2 separate regions of the Homo sapiens genome follow, and region 1 is linked to region 2. Evidence: read pairs that join two places in POLR2A ChIA-PET (ENCODE). Cell type or tissue: A673. All regions are shown on one strand.

Region 1 (2,500 bases), 280 kb before region 2:
AGAGGCTAAGTCATTTTCTAGCCACAGGACTAGAAAAGCCATAGCTGGGCTGAGATTCAAGCTCATTCTGTCTGTCTTTGCCAGCAAAGCTCAAGTTTTTCCACTGTGCTACATGTACGGAGCACATACTGAGCTCGAGGAACATGATGGATGCTTCAGGGCCTGCAGTGATGAGTATGGCCTGACCCCTGGTAGCAAAAGCATTACAATCCACGCGGGAAGGTAGACAGCCACTACGTATGGAGTCCCCAGACAGAATGAGATGTGGGGCATAAAAGGCACGTGAGCTACAGGCTGCAAAATGCAGAGGAGGGAGGGAGCTTCCTTCCTGTTCTCTGAAGGCCTCTCCCTGTCTGGAGCTCTCCCTGCCCTCACCTGTTGGGGAGATGTCAGTGTGCAACTCCTTGGCTCCACCTTCACCTCCTCCTCTCCTTCCAGACAGAATTACTACAACCAACCAGGAACAGTAGGAGCATGTGTCCGGCCCCACAACCTGTTCATCACACCGCTTTTGCCCCACTGCCCATCTACTCCCACTGAGGGTTGACTGACCACAGCCTTAAGCAGCAGGGGTGCCCAGGACCCATTTCTTGGCCACCTGGTATTCCCTCTGGGACAGTGGTTCTCAACGTGCTTAGCAGCAACAGTGCCACCTGGCAACTTGTTACAAATGCAAATTTTCACAGGCAACCTGAAACCCGCTGATCAGAAATGCCAGGGCTGGGCCCAGTATCTGTGTCTCAACAAGCCCTCTAGGTCATTCTAATGCCCGCTTATGTCTGAGAACCATCCCTTCCCAAACCAGGCGTCCTCTGGGTAGGAGGGTGGGGCTCCTGCAGTGTCACAGCAGCCCACATCCTGGAAATTGCCAAGGGCTTGCCCAGCACACAGCCTGACAGATGCAATTAGCTCTGCTAATTACAACAGCAAAAGAAGGCCTGGCCCTGGCGTCACGTTCAGAGCCAAAAGGAGTAGCTGATAGGTTTCCTTTACGAAATGGAATAAAGGACTGGCTGAGGGCAGGGGAGGGCACTTTTAGCCGAGGCCTTGGGGGTGACTTGGGTCCCTTTCACTAGGTTCTGGGTCCTCCAAGAAAGAAGGAGCCAAGGGAGGCCCAAACTGCCATGAGTTTGGGCTGAACTCCTTCTGTATCCTGGCCTTGTGCTGCAGTTTCTCAGCCCCAGCTGATGAGGTACACAGTTGTTGGGGGGAAATCAAGCCAAATATTTAAGAAAGTCAGAATATAGAGTTGAATTTAGGTTTCTTTATTTTACAGAGGTAGAAACCGAGGCCTCAAGAGAAGACATGCTAGGCCTGGAGGGTGGGTGGAGTAGAAGAGGCAGGCTGGGTATCATCCCGTGGACCCTCCCAGGGAGCACCTGGCAGTGATTCCAGCACAGAACAGGGGAAGGGTGGTGAAAGGTGAAGATGTTTACATGACCAGCCATTTAGGAAGCAGGTACCCCATACTAGGCAGGATGCTAAGTACTCTGCATATGTTTTGTCATTTAATTGTCACAACCTCATTTAGGTAGTTGCATTAAAACTCTCTTACAGATGAAGAAGACTGATGTTCTGGGAAGGTCACTGGGTGGCCTCTAGGATTCCTGAGTCTGCAGTGCATGGCTGAATGTGAGCAGCACCTAGGCTGAGTCTGCCCCTCCCTCTGGTCTCCTTCCAACCCCTCAAGGGACTGATGGAAAACTGAGTGGGTCCTGCCTCTTCCCCTGCCTGGGGGTACCTCTGCAGCATCATTGTCAGTGGTGACCACCAAAATTATCCAGGTTGGCTGTCTCCCGAGCTTCCCAGGCCTTAGAAAAACAGGACTTTGAGAAAGGAGCATGAGTTCTACCCTGAGTCTTGGTTTTAGAGTTTGGAACTCATGGGCGGGCGGTCTGAGCCATCGTGAAACCCTCCTCCCATGGCCCAGCCTACTTGTCTCACCCTCAATTCCATGCTTCTCTCTAGCAGGGCTCACGCCCCATGCTGCAGTGACACCAGCTTCCCATAGCACAAGGCCAGCTCAGGGCCCTTCTCCAGGCACCTGCCCCTGGATCTGGCCTATCTCACCCTTCCTGGAACTCCTGCAGGTCAGGCCACCTTCCTGCTCTTTACTGTGTCACCCACCGGTCCCTGCCTTCCTACCTACAGTTCCAGCATGGTCAAGAAGCTGAATGTTCTCCTGCAGCCCCCAGGGTACCACGCACGGGGCTGGGCACACTGCAGGCTCCCAACATGTAAGTAGGAGTTGACTTATTGCACATTGGGAGGAGGTGGCTGGTGGCAGATAGAGCTGGGGAGTGACATGTCTCCACCAACTCCCTCCTTGTTGCCTAACTCAGGACAGAGGACACAGCACAAATGGCTCAGTAACAATGGCTCTGAATGTGTCACTGCTCAGCCTGATTGGCTCCCATCCTTCCAGGACAGTGGGACAGGAGAAGGGCTTTGCTCCAGCAAGTGCAAGGTCTCAGAGCTGCTCCCACCAGGGCATCTCTGG
Region 2 (2,500 bases):
CTGCCAAAGGCCCAGTTGTTTTCCATGGGGGCAAAATTGCCTGTCTCTCTCTTCAAGCTAACTTTAATTGTACATTCCTTTCATCTGTTCAAAATCTGATTTAAATATGAATTCCTAGAACAGAAATATCCAGCACTCAAAAGATTGTAAACTTGTTATAGTTTGTCCAGCTACACAGTGGTCATATTGTTCTCCTCTATTTGGTGGTGTCCCGTCAAAAGAGACTAAATGACAATGTTTGGTAAAATAGCAACATTAATCACAGTGAAAGTGATTTATTATTAATCTACCATTCTGTGGCTGTCCCTTGGTTATTTGTGAATACGTATCAAGCCCAAACTTTGAAAATTTGATGATTGGTTTCTTGCAGTTTCATTATTTCTCCCTTCTCTCTGAGTTTGATGTGTGTGGAAAGTTTCTCAAATATGTGTCCAGTAAATGAATCTTGGACTTAAAAACAGGGAGAGCAAGAAAAAAAGTCTGGTTATTAATTTAACAAATAGTTACTGAATGTCTTAACTGTCTTAGGTATAGCCCAATGTGCTGAGAATATAGCAGTGAACAAGGACATAGTCTTTGTCCTCACAAACTTACAGGCTAGTGGGGCAAAAGCCAGTGAAAGAACAAGAAAAGACATATACATTTTATACATTGCAATAAATGCTTAGAATGAAAAAAGCAGGGGTATTGCAAAAGAAAATTATGGAGGAAAAACTTAGAGAATGCTCCATGATGACTCAACTCCAAAACTTAGCGTTGTGGATGAAAGAAAAGGTCAGACATAACGCCCACGTATTTGGCCAACCCACAGTTGAAGCAGGTGCTGCTTCTTCAACAATATGCTAGTAGATATAGAAGTAAAATATACTGTACTCTTATGGTGAATTTTCTGAGAGAATTTGTCTTGAAGATATGTAATATGTATACAGTTAATATGTATACAGAATACATTCCTGGGAAAATGCTAAAAAACATTCTGGTACTCCTCTTTTTTGGATTGCTGTGGCCAGGATGCTCTGGAAGCATGCAGTTCTTCTCCCTCCTCCTAGATACTATCTCCGAATTCTTATAGTGAAACTCATTTTCATGCATTGGGTAGGTAAGTCCCCTAAACTTGGGATCTGACGCCTCTTAGACTCAATATCAAGGAGAAGAAATATCAATAGAAGTAGAAAAGTAGGATAGCACGCTCCTGACAAAGTAGGAAGAAGTGCTCCATCACTTTCCTCAGCAGGTACACTAGCCCAGTAACTAGTCTCAATTCACTAGTGAAGACTCACCCACCATTTCCCTATGTTTCCTGTTTCTCCTCATGATTCTCTTTCCATGCGGGAATCCCTAAGGATGGAGCCAACTTCTATTATCTTTATGGTTTGGTCTTATTTTGCCGGTGGTAGTTTCTAGCAGCTTGTAACAAAACTTTGAGGTGTCATCCCTGAACTGACTCAGGTGCCACAAACCCCTCATAAATCCCATGTTGTATTGTCAGAGTCCTTATCACACAAGATCAATGGTTATTCTCTTACATAAAACCCCACCAAGGGTCTCCTATAACTTGTTATACTAAGATCAAGCTAGATATAACAAGAGTTTCAGTTTTCTACTGCTCTGTAACAAACTATCCTAACACTCAATAACTTAAAATAATGATTTATTATTATATCTCATGATTCTGGAATTGATGGGCTCACCTGGGTGGTTCTTGTTTGTAATCCTTTATATGGGTCCACCCAGAAGGTGTCATCTGAAAGCTTCTTCACTCACATGTCTGGTGCCTGGACTAGGATGGCTGGATCATCTGGGGCTGGTCAGACATCAGTTACTTTATGCAGCACCTCTATGTGGCTAGCATAGGCATCCTCATAGCATGGAGGTCATAGTGTAGGCAGGCTTCTAATATGGCCACTGGCTGCATCAGAATTGGTGTTGCCAGTGAATATGGAATATGGAATATGGAAGCTGCCAGTCTCTTAAGGCCTGGGCCTGGAAACTGGCATAAGGTCACTTGTGTCACAGTCTGTTGATCAGAGACCATCCACTTTCAAAGGGAGGGGATATATGTTCTCACCTTTTAAGGGAATGAGTGTCAAAGAATTTGTGGCCATCGTCAATCTGTCACAAATCTATTGCCCCTTTTATACGAGAGCCTTTAATGTATATGAAGAAAGCAAATGTAGACCATTATATTTTTTCTTTACAGGCCATACTCACCAGTTCCTTTAACCTTCAGATCCTTCACATCCTTGCCAACTCCCATATACATTCCAAATTGTCAAAGTCCCATGTAAAACATGGTTTTCAGGTCTTGATTCATTATCCCTGATGTAGTTGTTCCAGTACAGAGGAATGAACTGATCAACATCTCTTTTCTGGAAAATATAATTCTACGTATGCAGCCTAAGTTTGCATTTCTTTTGTTTTTATTAGCTATGTTATACTTTTGATCCATATCAAGCTAAAATGACATTTTAATTATAAAAAGTAATTGCAGCAAACATGT

Evidence for each region. Peaks named below come from ENCODE experiments on the same cell type or tissue, not always from the same donor. Only the 100,000 strongest peaks of a DNase experiment are listed, where the experiment ranks them.
Region 1: POLR2A ChIA-PET joins it to region 2 with 7 read pairs; 2 of 35 experiments call an interaction of 5 or more read pairs at or near these places.

Annotation. Positions count from the first base shown.
Region 1 is chr10:104,321,787-104,324,286 of GRCh38, forward strand. The region is part of intron 1 of ITPRIP (inositol 1,4,5-trisphosphate receptor interacting protein); the gene reads right to left. ITPRIP-AS1 (ITPRIP antisense RNA 1) reads left to right here and starts at 1,578. Exons shown (of 3, transcript NR_120622.1): 1 at 1,578-1,784; 2 at 2,152-2,237. RefSeq lists an enhancer at 1,934-2,500. In A673, no CTCF peak of the experiment used is centred here; no DNase peak of the experiment used is centred here; H3K27ac peaks cover 1,325 bases.
Region 2 is chr10:104,603,442-104,605,941 of GRCh38, forward strand. The region is part of intron 5 of LOC105378464 (a long non-coding RNA gene); the gene reads left to right. Among named protein-coding and RNA genes, the nearest start is that of SORCS3, 37 kb to the right of the region's middle. In A673, no CTCF peak of the experiment used is centred here; no DNase peak of the experiment used is centred here; H3K27me3 peaks cover 703 bases.